Regions from separate parts of the Homo sapiens genome. Here regions 1, 2, 4 and 5 are each linked to region 3. Evidence: chromatin contacts called from ENCODE Hi-C or POLR2A ChIA-PET data. All regions are on one chromosome and are shown on one strand. The core of a region is the stretch at or near the end of the contact, and the rest is flanking DNA. Distances in the headings are between cores, read along the strand shown. Region 1 overlaps LOC105376375 (a long non-coding RNA gene). Region 2 has its middle 16 kb from the start of LINC00705. Region 3 holds the start of KLF6 (KLF transcription factor 6). Region 4 has its middle 110 kb from the start of LINC00703. Region 5 overlaps PFKP (phosphofructokinase, platelet).

Region 1 (2,700 bases), core at 86-2,585, 940 kb after region 3:
TATAATTCTAAAGTCCATAACTGTGATAGTACATAATATAAAACATGCAGTTTTTAAATTTTTCCTAAAAATTTAGGCAGTAAAAAATAATCGAAATATGTTTTTGAGTTGCGTTCTTTCACCAATGCTTTCCCTTGATTTGTAATGCAATGTTATCATATATTAAATTCTTACAGATAGTTTTGGGGACTCAACTTTGCCACACAATGTCTTATGTTCTTTTACCAGATCAACACTAATAAAAGTAGTAGTTATTAGAGGTTAATTGTGTTTTAATATTTAGTGGTAAAATTTCTCTCATTAATCTCTCTTTTTTTTCAAATATTTCTTACTGCCCATAACGTTTCATTTTCAAATATCCTTTACTATCCATAATGTTTCATGCATCTATCCATGTTTTTATATATCTCGTGTTGCATAATTTTAGGTAGAATGTCTTTATTGTCAACATTCCTCTAATAAGTTTACTGAAATAAATCTATGTATTTGAAAGGGTGCAAATGTGATAAGAAAATCAAGTTTTTACCATACAGGTTTTTTTCAGATTTATTAAAAACTGTATAACTATTTTCACTTAGTGGTTTGTTTTTGAATACTGGCTCATAAATAGATATTTTCTTAATCTTGTTATTTCTGTCTACTTAACAGTTGTTTTAAAGAATGTAAAAACAATTTCCTGAATACACATTTTTGACACATAAAAAGATTCTCTTTTTGTATTATACATTCTATATTTTTTCTTATTATTTTGTCCCCACGTACATATATTGTTAGATACTGAATTAACTTAATATTTAAATATTCTTATTAAACAAAAACCACATGCTAGATCATATTACATACTATAAACACTATTAACCAAGAAAACTTTTCTTTAAACAGAGGCAGCTCTAATTTAGACTGTCTTTCTGTAAAGAGGATTTCACTCAAAGCTTCTCTCTTTTTGAAGTAATATAAGAAAATTGACCACTGAGAATATAGTTGTTTTTTAGAATTTCATGTGATAAAATTCAGAGTCCCAAATTAAAATTATACCAGTAGATCTAGAGAATTTTTAAAGAGGCCAAACTTCAAAATGATATTTTATCCAAATAGGTAACAACAGTGAACAGTCAGACTCAGAGAGAGAGGAATAAAAATATCCACATTGCTCGAGAGCTGTCTATAAATCACACAATAGTAATTATATTTAGCCTCCACAAAGAGCTCCTTTTAAAGAAAAATGACTCTCTCATAGTTGGCTTTGCCCTAGAATGATATCTAGCAGATATCTATTTTAAAGTTCAAAGTCTAACTATTCAGTAATATGTCATTATTTCTTTCCACATTATTGTGTGTCTTTTCACTGTTTGCTTTGACTACATAATTCCACTATGACTCATTCTAACATTAGATCACACTGTAGGTCTTTATACTTATTTCATTGCAGAGGTGATTCACAAATTTAAACAAGCTATGTGCACGTAGATCAACATTTTCAAATATGTAAATGTCTGTCCTTAATAGATGATAAATCCTCAAATACACTGTGCTAACACAAGACCTTGCTTCAATTTAACATTTTCAAACATGACATCCCCATACAGCCATGGAAATACTTCAGCTATGGATCAGGAAAGTAAAAATTTAAGCCATTTATTTTTCAACTGCCTTATATTTCCCAAGTTCAAAAGTACATTGCCAGATTAACCAACCTTGACTTTTGAGATACGTTCAATTTAGCCATCCTGAGAGTAGTCGATTGTGAGGGCACTTATGATAAAATATTTCACATTTTGTAAGTTGCATTAAGTTAGAAACATTCACTTTTATTATTGGTTTTTAGTAAATTATATGAGAATTTTAAAATAAATTTCCAAAATTTTACATTTTCATGCATAGAAAACATTATCTGGATTTTTAATTTAATTTTGTAATTCTAAGTTCATAATTGTGATACTATATAATATAAAATATATACTTTTTAAATTATTTCTAATATATTTTAAATGAAACTCTTCAATAATTGAAGAAAGATTTGAAGATAATAAACTAGAGGGTAATAATTTATATGAATCCTAAACATCTGACAACACTGCTTTAGCCGAATTTAACGATATATCTTAACCCAGTCCAAAAGTTGTTGAGTTCAAACACAGGATATGAATCTTAAAAATAATAAATAGTAAAGAAATTCATAAAGAATCATTTTTATTAAATTTTTTTGATGTCCTTTACTGTTTAAAATTAACATATTTTGTTTATTTTTAAAGATGTTATCTTTTATTTAAGAATAACTATAGTGTTGGCAGTTAAAAATCACAGGTTTCTGCTCAAAATACTACTTTTATATTTGGGGTAGATATTCAAATATCCGGGTTTTATTCTGAGCTGTTTAACAAATGTATAAGCATACAAATAGTATGTTACAGTCAACCGCAGTATTAAGAAATAGTTTGTGTAAAGCAGACAGTAGGGAGTATGTAAGTAAGTTGTGTTTAACCATTGGAATTGGAAACATAATTTTAAATCATAGAAACATGGAATAAAGCATTATGTAAGAATCTTCACACAATTTCAAAAAGGACCAGTATTCTATTCATTTGAAAGCCCATTTACGGGGAAAATTTTGAGGAATACTTGTTTTCCATTATTAAATAAAACACAGCTTCTAAACAGGGTGGAAAATACCATACAGAGTTGCCATATGAGAAACAGCTT
Region 2 (2,700 bases), core at 119-2,618, 850 kb after region 3:
GTAAAAACTCGCAAATTATTCCAGAAGTCCCTTTTCTTTTTCACTATTCCAACTTTAACAGATGCCATCATTTCATAGAAAAGATATAAAAACAGGTGATCTATGTCAAATATAAACAACGTTCCTAAAGGTTTCCTTTCAATCTCTATAATTCTGTCAGACAGAGTTCTCAGCCTTTGGGTACTTTCCCTTACACAAATCACATCTTACTCCTCAATCACCCTACGTGCCATATTAGGAATAAACTGATTCGAAGAACTAATGGAAAGCATATAATCTTCCATTTTACATCACATTACAGTTTCTGGGTTTTTTGTTTTTTGTCTCGTTTTGCATTGGTTTGCACATTACATTTAGAATCTATTTTATATCCTTTACAGTGTCCTTAAAGCTCCCGAATCTTGACAATTTACTCACACTCTTTGGACCTCAATTTTATATCTGTAAAATGACAGGTTTGGACTATTGTAGTCTAAATTTGCTTCCAGGAGTAGAAATCTTTGATTCTGTAGCATTCAATTTTAACAACTCTGTGAGTTAACCCAACAGGTTTTGCTAGTATCTACTTAAAAAATAATGCATCTGAGTTTGAATATTAATGGTTACAAGGCTTTTTGAAAGGGCTATATTTAGAAACCAGGTCTTATAGGTAACTAATTCTATTTAAAAACAAAAATAAACAAATAAACAACCAACATTAAGGGCAACTTTTTAACATTTAAATATTTGAATTATTTTCTTACAATAAGCAGGCTACTATGTTTAAATGTAGGAAATAATGCATAACACAAAATTATGAAAAGATTACTTAGAATTGGATCAATATACAAAAATCACAAGTGATCAACCATTGGATTGACACATTACTAGTTGCTCAAACTAAAAGACTAAAACCAAACAAGGTCTGCATACATAAAGATGCAGAAGGAAGGCGACGGAATAGGTACAACTGATAGAAAAATCAATATTTATCTAGAACAGAAGTTTAAACTTCCAGAAGCCAAAATCATCACCAGGAATTACACGGTTGTGCATGATGATGTCGGAATGAGCAAATGACCTTTTAGACCTAGAAGTCTCTTCCTTTAAACCCATACATAAGAGAAAATATATATCAAATCTGGGGCAGTTATTTCTTCATGTAGGCTAGCGGCATAGATATCTGTTAGGGAACCCTTTATTAGGGCTAGTTTTAAGTTGTCAATATGTAATCACACAGCACGATAATTGTTCAGGGTATAATAATCATGCACAGGTCTGTCACAGTGTGCTCAGCTAGGAACAGATTTCTTTCCATTTATCACCAGCAGCCTCCCTACCAATGGAGCATGGTCCACATCAGTTTCTGAGCTTAGAATTGAATGCCTGGAATGAGAGTTTGTCTACAGACCTCTCTGGAGATCATGCTAATAGGCTCCTGCCCAATTACAGGGCCTGTCCTATTCGAGTTCTTTGCTGGCAGGAAACATGAAGAAACTTGGCTAACAAGGAACAATGGAATGTGTTGGAAGTACATGGCGTACCTCAAATAAATGAGAAAATGCCAAAGCCAGCCTCAGAAAGGAAGGGAGCTGGGACAGCTCTGAAGATTGCTGGTTTAGGGACTTGGAATAATCACTTTTTTCAGAATGCTGCTGTTCACTCTAATTTTCAGAAATTAAGCTACTTCTTTCAGAATTCAAGTCATGTGCCCAGGTATGGTTTGAAGAGGGTAAGGCACCTGCTTCAAAGCCCAGCCAAGATTAGAAGGTTCAGGGTAAGAGAAGCAATTCTCCTAGGAAAAATCAAGTTTGATGCCAAAAAACGATCATTTATCATACAGAATGAATAGTTGAAAGAGAACTTTTCTTACCGATACACCCACTGTATGCTGGTATTATTGTCCTACAGGAAACTTCTGCTGGTATTTCTAATACTGCTCTGGATAGATGTGAATAATCTTGACACAAAACTCTCTATAACAATAACAAATACTTCTTGACAAAATAAAGGCTATCTTCAATACAATAAGTAGTTAATAGAACATTTTTCTTGTAAATTAGTAGTCAGCATGATGATACTGATCCAAAATTATCCAAGGAGTTATTATGACACCAAAAGTATGTGTGATAAAGTAATGATTATATCAATATTGCTTTACATTTAGACAGCATGAACTTCAGGAAGGAAGTTCATAGTAAGTGCCAAACCTTATTATATTTAATAGAAAAAGGAAAATATTGTGCAGCCATTAAAATATTGAACAACATAACATAATAATTGTAGGGCTATGATTGTTGGTATGGGAATATTACCATAATATTTTATTAAGGCAGACACTTAGCTTAGAAATGTGTATTTTTTTGGCATGCCTTGGATATGTAATTTTATTTTTTCTGTTACAATGGACTGTTTTGGTGAAAAGAATGCATATAATTATAAATGCTTAGGACAAATTCTTCTTGGATAAATTAGAGTTTACGTATTTAAAGGACTGAAGTCACCCAGTCAGGTTACAAGAAAGACAAGAATGTGTCTGTATAGGTATAGATGTGTATGTTCATTTATTAAGTTCCTGTTGTATGCACAACATTCTGGTAGGCTCTGAGTTTTTAATTCCCTTGAACATCTGTGATGGGAATACTAATGCCTGAGGTTCCACCTACATGGCCCAGTGAAAGCAGGGCTTTCAGAGGAGAAAAGACCAAATCCAATGGGTAT
Region 3 (2,700 bases), core at 118-2,617:
CCCAAATCCCAAACGCCCGAAGGAAACTACTTAGATCAATTTCAATCACGTCCTAGGGAGCAGCTTCTTTGAGGAGGAAAAAAACAGGAGGGGGAGGGGGAAAAGGCAGGAGAGGACTGTGAACAATTAAGCAGGCGTGTGAAGGTTGCAACACCCTGCATTTCATCTTCCTTAAAGCTTTCGAGGCTTGGAAACCCACAGCCTCTATTTGATCTGGCAATTCACTTTGTGACGAAAAACAAACAGCACAGCAGGGCAGGGAGACAACAGTAAACCCTCCTGCGATCGCTGGAGAGACAATGGGAGGAGTGTCAGTCTCTCTCCCCTCGGGCGATGCTACCTATAAGCACGGGGACCTGGTAAGTTTCTTAAATTTCCAATGCCCCCAAATTCCAGTTCTACGACAATGTCGGAAACCGAGGTCCTTCTTTCCAAACTAAGACTTGAAGCAGTTTGGACGGGCTCATTGTCACAAGACTGACAAGTCACTGGGGTGTACACAGTTTTATTTTTATTTTTCTTGGTCAACAAGAGAAGCAGGGAAGACAAATAAGGCAGATCTAGGGGAAATGTTAGGCATTCCAAAGAGCAGAAAACACATTGGAAATGGTCTACAGTTTAAAAAAGACAAAAATAAAAGAGAGCTGGTCTACGTTCTGGGGGCAAAATGTGATTTTTTTAAAAAACTGTTAAGTACAAGCACCAAGAAACAAAACAAAAACAAAATCCGTTAAAAAAAAACAACAAAAAACAAACAAACAAAAAAAAAACACCTTGGCAGGCAGAGCAAGTTGGTCCCCATGACAAGCTCCAGCTGTGGCGTCTGGAGCGGGGACAGGCTCCGAACTCGTGCCAGGGGCTCGGCCGGGCTGTGCCGGGAGTTGGGGCTTCCCTGGGCGGACGCTGATCGCAGCCTGGAGGATCGATCGGCGGGGGCGCTGCGCCCGCTCCCCCGGTGACAGCGCGGGGCCCAGGCCCAGCGGACCGCAGAGAGCACCGGGTCTGAACCCCAAACAGCCGACCCGGCCCGCGCCCCGGCGCCCGCAGGGAACCGCGGCCGGCTGCGTTTACCTGTTGCCAGTACTCCTCCAGAGACGGCAGCGCCGAGAAGTAGCCGGTCTCGTGCACGATCTGGAGCTCCTGGAAGATGCTGCACATGGGGAGCACGTCCATGTCGGGCCGGGTTGGACGGAGCCCGCGGTCGCGAGGGCGGCGAGGCGCGCGGTGGGAGCCGGAGCCGAAAGTCTCCCCGGAGCGCAGGTGAAAGTTTCATGCAAACTCCAGGCTCGCAGAGACGCCCGGCCGGACCCTCCCGCAGCCCGCAGCGCGCGGAGCCCACACAATATTTGCAAACACCGGACTGACTGCAAACGTAACCCCTGCAAAACTTCCCTATTCAAAGCTCCGCTGCCAGCCTCCCCCTCCGCCCCCGCCTGGCTCCCCCCACTCCCCCTCCCCCCACGTGACTCGCCCCGCGCCCGCCCCGTGCGCGGCCCAATCCCGTGGCTCCCGGCCCGGGGGCTGCGCGCCGATGATGTCAGCTCCGGCCAATCGCAGGCGGCGACACACAGCGGCCCCGCCTGGCGTGACCGAGACTCTCCATCACGGCCCGCACCATTGGCTCAATTCGAACTCTGCTCGTTCTGATTGGAAAGTGGCCTCGCAGGCTATTTTTAGCAGGGTATATAAGGCGCGGGCGGCCGCGCGCCGGAGGAGTCCGCGCTGTGAGGTGCGCGGCCGAGCCCTGCACTGCGCCCGCGGCCGGAGCTAAGGGAGCCGGGGCTGGGAGAGCCGGGGCGGGCCGCGTCGCCTGTCCCCAGTCCCGGTCTCTCTTCCCCGCTGCCCGGTCCCGCCACCCCACGCCCGTCCCGGTCACCAAGCCGGGCCCTGTCGCCGCGCGAGCCCCGGTTCCGGCAGCTCACCCTGCGGGCGGCCGTCCGGTCCCGGGGCCGCCCGGTTCCCCCCCGTCCCCTTCTATGCCCGAGGCCGCCCCGTCCCCAACTGTCCCCTTCTACGCCGGGGGCTTCCCGGTCGCCAACTGTCCCCTTCTATGCCCGGGGCCGCCCCGTCCCCAACTGTCCTCTTCTGCGCCGCTCTGTTTCCCTACATCCCCCTAGTCATCCTCTGTTCTCTAACCTTGGGGTACCCCTCTCTGTCCTCCTCCACCTCCGGGTCCCTCTCTGTCCCCCTCCATCCCTGAGCCCGTCTCCGTCCCCCTCCAGTCCTAGGGTCCCCTCTGTCCTCCGGGCCACCAGAGTGGGGGAGGGGAGCACGCAGGCTCCCCTTGGAATTGGGAGAAACGTGTTTATCTTGTAGAGGGCGATCTTAGCCCTCACCAAGGTTAACAGCTAGGTTTTCCCATGAACGTGTAAACAATTTAGGTGCAAGCCGACATTTAGTGTGTGTGTTTTTTTCCATATAAATTATCTCCTAAAATATACCGTAATGTTCATTTTTAAGAAAAATGTCGAGACTCGAACCAGAGCATTTTAAAATCCAAAATGGAAAACTGAATTGTAACTGTATTATAGTTTTTGTTTCAAAATAGTTTAATGAACATTAAACATTTTGAAAGAATGGACTATGTAAAAAAAAATTAGAGGGTTTTGTATGTTAAGTTTTAGAGGGTCCGGCAGAAGCATGTGGCTGTAAGACTAGGTGGGGACCTTAGTGAGTCTGGAGTGGAGAAAGGAGGTTTGT
Region 4 (2,700 bases), core at 173-2,672, 710 kb after region 3:
TGTGAAAAAGAAGAATTCAGTTACATTTCAGCACCCTAAATTGCTTAAGCACAGCTGTGGGGCTTGTCTTGGGTGAGAACACCAGGCTACGAGATGCTTTCCTATATAACCAAGGTATAGATAGGTTAACTATTCTATAGACTCATCTACCTGGGAATTTTATAAGAATTTAACAGAACACATTCAATGAAGTATGTCTGTCTTCCTACAGGTAAATTGACCCTATTCTTTATATTCTGGTTTAAAATTAAGAGTATAATTTTCCACTAACCTCCCAAAGTAGGTCTCAAAGGTGTTCCTGGGTCTTTCATCTCCCTGTTCTCAAATATTATTACTTCCTTTTATTCTGTAAGTAAAATCGTCCTGGACTTACTCTCAAGTGTAATTTTAAAAATCACTCATTTCTGCTGTGACAAGTAGCTGGGACCTGAGTACCTTCCCTAGGAATTCATTTTTTATATTTCTGCCACAGTTAACTTCTTTTAAATGTCATGATATCCATCTTTAATAAGTTGTATTATGGAGAACATGGCAAGAATGTGGCCAGAAGGATGAAGCAATTGGAAATTGAGGCACTGAGGAAGGGTTAAGACATGCAAGTTTTTGGCATGGAGAAGAGAAACCTGGAGAGGGGAACATGCGGTAGTTGTTTGTCATCAAGCACGAGGAAAGTGTCATAGGAAAGAGTCCTCAATCTGTGTGTCCCAAAAAGTAAACTCAGAAGTCACTGAGGGAGGCAATAGCAAAAATGAGTTTGGTTTTGTGCCAGGGGGACCCTCCACTGAAGCAACTCAGATGTGGATGGAGCTGCCTTGACGCTGGAGGTAGGTAGAGCACTGGAGATCACCCAAGGTGTCATTTTAAAAGGAATTCTAGCTGTTAAGAAGCGCTGGGCTGGAGGATCTTTAAAGACCTGTTAAATGGAGGATTCTACCATTCTCTGAAATGAATGTTCTCTACAAACCTATCATTCTTCCCTAGTGTTCATGTTTTTCCCAGTGACTGAGTTTTGCAAGCCAGTAACACTAAAGAAGAAACATTTATATTCTCTTTCGCAGTAGAGTTATGTTGAATAAAAGGCCTCAATGCTAACAGAGAAAATATGTGCTTTCTACTTTGGTACACACAGAGAGCTCATTAGTTCTAAATTTAGAAGTAAGCTTTAGTTTTGGAGGGACTCCAAGTTTGACTAATACATTTGACGATGTCCTTGTTAGAAAAAAAAATACCATGATGGAGAATTCTATTTTTCTAGGTTGGTATGTGTGGATGGAGAGGGAAAAACACATGCTCTTTTCTATGCGCTAATTCCATCTGTTCACAATTATTGAGTAGGTGTGCCAATTGAATGATGCTCAGTACACAGTAGGTAGGCAACGGGTGCTTTTAGTCTGACAGTATTTATAGTTCCTACTTGGCAGAGGTAAATCACTTAGCTAATTCTCAGAGCGTCTTGATTTAAACCAACTGCTCTATTTTTCTCCAGGGCAAGCTGCCTGGTAATGAGACACTGGTCAACCACAAGGCGTCATTTTGTTTCAGCAAAGTCTATTGAGCACCGATTAGGTGTAAGTAAACAAAGATAAACATAAGGAAATTAAAAAATAAGTAAGCAAAGGTAACCAAGATGCTGCATTTAAGAATCTGCTCTCAAGGAACTTGGTCTTGGCAGAAAGACACGTTTGAATAAGTAACTTAGTATCATTATCAGTGCTCAAAAAGCCTGTTATTTAGCATAATTTTTCTCTAGGAATCTTAAAAAACCACTGTATAGATAGTTCAAAATTCTCTAAACTACCTTGCTTAAAAGCATTCAATAACTTTAAATAAAGTATTTCAGTGTAGAGTAGTACTTTACCACATATTTTTCTCTCCATGAATATCAAAATAAATAAAAATAATTTGTCAGAAGCTTTATGTATTTTAAAATTAATAATAAAAATATTAAATATCAAATATATGGGTTTAATATGTTTAAAATATTAATTTTTAATTCTATCCCCCAAAATCATGACATTGTTTCCTATATGGAATTCTAAACCACAGTGATGTTCCCGTCATAATTCATTAGGCTAGCTCTCCCTCCACCGTTGACAGCAGCAGGAGGACACCAGCAGGGAGAAGTGGCAACGTGGAATGGTCAACTACACACGTATGCCTCTGGTGCCCACTCCTGCACCCTCTGATGAGGAGAAGCTGGGTGAAATAGTGGGACAGGTGATATTTAGTTACAAGCTAAATAACCACTGGCATCACCCTAGGATGTCACCATAACATGTTTTCCTCTTCCTCATCTCTCTGACTCTCTTGTTAACTTGATTGTAAAGTGGATGGACATCCCATTAGAACTCTGATTTACAAACTAATATTGACAGAAACTTTTTTCACACTGTACTAACTCAGACACACAGGCAGTTGTGTTTTAGATGCTGTTAATTTGTTAGAAAGAGAGTTGGCAATGGTGGTGACCCTGGATCACTACACTGAAACAGGAAAAGACAAAAAAAATCTAGAGATAAGTAAAAAGAATAAATATTCATGTACACTATATTTTTTCCTAAAAAAGAAAACACTTAACAGTTTGATAGGCCTACATGGAATTGACCTTCTAATATGTGGCTAATCATCATTTAATAATACTTAGAAACTAAAAATACTAATGAATCATTGAATGTCTCTCCATCTATTCAAATCTGTAAG
Region 5 (2,700 bases), core at 104-2,603, 690 kb before region 3:
CTTCACCACCACCTCCCCACCACTGTGGTCAGCTGAATGAGCCTCAAGGTGGGGTTTGCTGTAAGGTCACTGCCAGGCCAGTGCTTGGGACCCTCTCTCTACAGGGGAGGAAGGGCGACCGGCCTCGCTCCTGCTGGGGCTGTTGGTTGTACAACTTACCGGAATTGTGCACTCTTAGCTTTGGCTTAAAGAAATCTGTGATGCCAGAGGGCTAAATACATCATGCTGTTGCATTATTGGTCTTCCAAAGAAGCAAGTGCAGGACCACATGATGGTGTGTCGTGTGCTAACCTATTTTAGAATTTTACAGTTGACTGAGTCTCCCAAGAAGAAATCCTGAGGCTGCTCTATAGAAATTTTCTATCAAGTAATGAAATCAGTGAGGGTGCTTTGCTGGGGTGATTGGTAGGGTCTCTGGACAAGAGCGTTCCTTCAGAGTGTTGGTGGGGAGGTGAGCAGGGCTTGGGATGTGTGTTGGTGTGGGGCTGTTTAATCTCAGGCTCTGCCTCTGAATTTCCTAGAGACAGGATAAAGCCACGATTCCTGGCCTTTGAAAACCATTGACATAGTGAAATTCCTGCCGCCTCTCTTTCTCGCACACCTAGTTTGGAACGCTGGTGTTTCCCAAGTCTAAGCCTAGAGAGCCGTTCAGAGCTGACCTCTGCATGCATGCTCTGAATTCTAAAAGTGAAATGCTTTAATTTATTAAGGAATGTTGTAGCTTTAGGTTCTGTGGGGGAGGGAAAAGGATTAAACTAGGGAAAGCTTGATTCTGTAGGAAACAAAAAAAATAGTATTTACTCAGAAGCAGCAAAGCCCCTACATCTCTGGATGCAGTAACTATGTCTGCAGGAAGCTGGTGATAACACTATCTGGAAGGCACTTTTAAAGTCTGTTATCTCTAGGAGCTTGTTTTATTCTGGTAGTTGGAATGTTCACCATTTGGAGTTAGTTGAGTGAAGAATTCAGGAAATCAGATTGGAAAAAAGCATTATCCAGTTGAGAAGACACATGGACCCATGCAACAAGCATTCTGAAAGAAAAAGCCTACTGCTGCAACACAACGGTATAATTTCCCTTTGTCTGTAACTTTAAAAAAAAAAACTTACATATGAGACGTCCGAGAAAGCCACCCATAGGTGAACTACGCGCATAGGTGAACTAGCTTACTCCATTTATGATGGATTCGGCGATTGCCTAAAAATTCTAGTCAAAACCACCTCTACATATAGAATGATCTCCTACATGGTTAGAAGGCTGGTTATTTTGACACAGCTCAAAACAATTTCGAATAAGTTGAAATGACTTCAGAGCCTGTGGCATGTTCTTAGATGTGATCGAATGACTCAACGTAAAAAATTCTGTCCGACGATGGATCCGATACAGCCAACGAGGAGCTCTAAGGTTCATCTTGTGAGTCAGAGTCAACAAGACAGAGAATGTTACTTTGGCCAAAAAACTGAGATAAGGTTAAAGGTTTTATGCTCTGTTTTTCCTATGTGAGTCATAAAACTGGCTTGGAAGGCAAATTCCAAAAGGGTGTTTTAGGAAACGTCTGGGCTTTGGCTGTAGTAAGATAAATATTCAGCCTTCTAAGAAGACTTCAAAAGAGAAAACTCATCTGAATTTCTACGTTGTAGTACGTTTGGGCAAAATGAGTCTTCCTAATTTAGTAATATCTTCCTTGTTGGTGAAAGACGGCTTAGAACTGCGGCTGGTAGTTGCTTTTCACATGTTCCATGGGCGTCGTGACTTTGCAAATTAAAGAATGAGTCATTTCCTAGCAACTTAGCTCACGCATGCACTAGACAGGGAGCATTGGAGGTGGCACTCAGAAAGCCCTCCCTTTCTATTTTTTAATGGCTTTCTTTGCCACATGCATCTATGCAACACAAAATAATGAAATTACTTTCAGAGAACATTTTACTTTTCAAAATGTTGTGGTTTGCAGAGCAGTTTTCTTACTACTCCAGAAGCAAGAGGATTCGTTAACATGTTTGATTAAATCCGTATTTAAATTCTGTGAACTCATGCAGGGAAAGGAAATTGTATGGTTCCCACTATGGCATATTAACTAGTAAAATGCTGGGTGGCGGTTGACTTGGAAGCAGCGTCCGGGATAGCGCGTGCTCCAGGAATACTCTGAAAGCTGATGCCGTTAGGGGTGCATGGTTGACTCCTGGGCCTGAGACGGCCTCAGGATGCTGCAGCGGCCTTGGCATCCTCTTCAGCAGGGTGGCGGCCGGAACTGGCACCTTCCCCCCGGTCTCTTTATTTACCAAAAAACTGCATGCACAGAAATGACCGCAACAGCTCTGGGTGTGGGAATGTAGGAACTGTCTGTTTCAGTTTTGCCGGAGCCCCAGGTTTACGGCCGCTCTACATCCCAGTCCTCTCAGGGAGGTCCCGGTTTCTGCTGCAGTTCAGGCCCCATCATGGGTCATCTTTTCTCTCCTCCTGAGATGTGGGCTTGGAGGATGGGAGGTCGTGCCTCTAAGAAGGGTCCGTTTCACGGTGGCCCAGGCTACATGCCTGCTTCCTTGTTTCCTTGCCCCCCCGAGCTTCATGGAAGTCAATCTGGAAAGTCAGGATCACTGCAGATGGCAGTTTGTTCAGTGTTGCTCCCAGACCTGAAGAATGGAGCGCTCTGTTGTGCTTGCAGAATGAAGCATAATTCTTAGCAGAAACCTGGGAGGCCGG

Evidence for each region. A loop is a pair of places that touch in the nucleus more often than their neighbours do. ChIA-PET counts read pairs that join two places held with the same protein, here RNA polymerase II (POLR2A). Pooled maps may share reads with other maps.
Region 1: POLR2A ChIA-PET joins it to region 3 with 5 read pairs in HCT116. The contact joins the enhancer-like site here to the promoter of KLF6 in region 3. POLR2A ChIA-PET finds 5 or more read pairs at or near these places in 4 of 52 experiments (A549, HCT116, MCF 10A and 1 more).
Region 2: a pooled map shows a loop between it and region 3 (2.8-fold over the local background). The contact joins the enhancer-like site here to the promoter of KLF6 in region 3. A Hi-C loop is called at or near these places in 2 of 50 pooled maps. POLR2A ChIA-PET finds 5 or more read pairs at or near these places in 3 of 52 experiments (AG04450, activated B cell and activated CD8-positive, alpha-beta T cell).
Region 4: a map of Right ventricle myocardium inferior shows a loop between it and region 3 (4-fold over the local background). The contact joins the enhancer-like site here to the promoter of KLF6 in region 3. A Hi-C loop is called at or near these places in 3 of 168 maps with a recorded cell type or tissue (Right ventricle myocardium inferior, cardiac septum and chondrocyte) and 6 of 50 pooled maps. POLR2A ChIA-PET finds 5 or more read pairs at or near these places in 3 of 52 experiments (AG04449, HCT116 and MCF 10A).
Region 5: a loop to region 3 is called in a pooled map, with 4 times the contacts of the local background. The contact joins the enhancer-like site here to the promoter of KLF6 in region 3. A Hi-C loop is called at or near these places in 2 of 50 pooled maps. POLR2A ChIA-PET finds 5 or more read pairs at or near these places in 3 of 52 experiments (MCF 10A, PC-9 and activated CD8-positive, alpha-beta T cell).

The regions. Positions count from the first base shown.
Region 1 is chr10:4,724,821-4,727,520 of GRCh38, forward strand. The region is part of intron 2 of LOC105376375 (a long non-coding RNA gene); the gene reads right to left. Among named protein-coding and RNA genes, the nearest start is that of MANCR, 48 kb to the left of the region's middle. Within about 2 kb of position 1,336, at least 6 of the 41 ENCODE cell types and tissues checked have a DNase peak (open chromatin) inside an H3K27ac peak, as active enhancers do; they include HCT116, where a contact is called at or near this core.
Region 2 is chr10:4,638,708-4,641,407 of GRCh38, forward strand. No RefSeq gene overlaps it. Among named protein-coding and RNA genes, the nearest start is that of LINC00705, 16 kb to the right of the region's middle. Within about 2 kb of position 1,369, at least 6 of the 41 ENCODE cell types and tissues checked have a DNase peak (open chromatin) inside an H3K27ac peak, as active enhancers do.
Region 3 is chr10:3,783,842-3,786,541 of GRCh38, forward strand. It overlaps KLF6 (KLF transcription factor 6), which reads right to left and starts at 1,368. Exons shown (of 4, transcript NM_001300.6): 1 at 1,072-1,368. The coding sequence starts at 1,173. RefSeq lists enhancers at 1-189, 190-746, 747-1,302, silencers at 908-1,507, 1,758-2,037, 2,218-2,277 and a promoter at 1,169-2,106.
Region 4 is chr10:4,497,714-4,500,413 of GRCh38, forward strand. No RefSeq gene overlaps it. Among named protein-coding and RNA genes, the nearest start is that of LINC00703, 110 kb to the left of the region's middle. Within about 2 kb of position 1,423, at least 3 of the 41 ENCODE cell types and tissues checked have a DNase peak (open chromatin) inside an H3K27ac peak, as active enhancers do.
Region 5 is chr10:3,094,103-3,096,802 of GRCh38, forward strand. All of the region lies in intron 2 of PFKP (phosphofructokinase, platelet), which reads left to right. Among named protein-coding and RNA genes, the nearest start is that of PFKP, 28 kb to the left of the region's middle. RefSeq lists an enhancer at 1,049-2,248. Within about 2 kb of position 1,354, at least 20 of the 41 ENCODE cell types and tissues checked have a DNase peak (open chromatin) inside an H3K27ac peak, as active enhancers do; they include PC-9, where a contact is called at or near this core.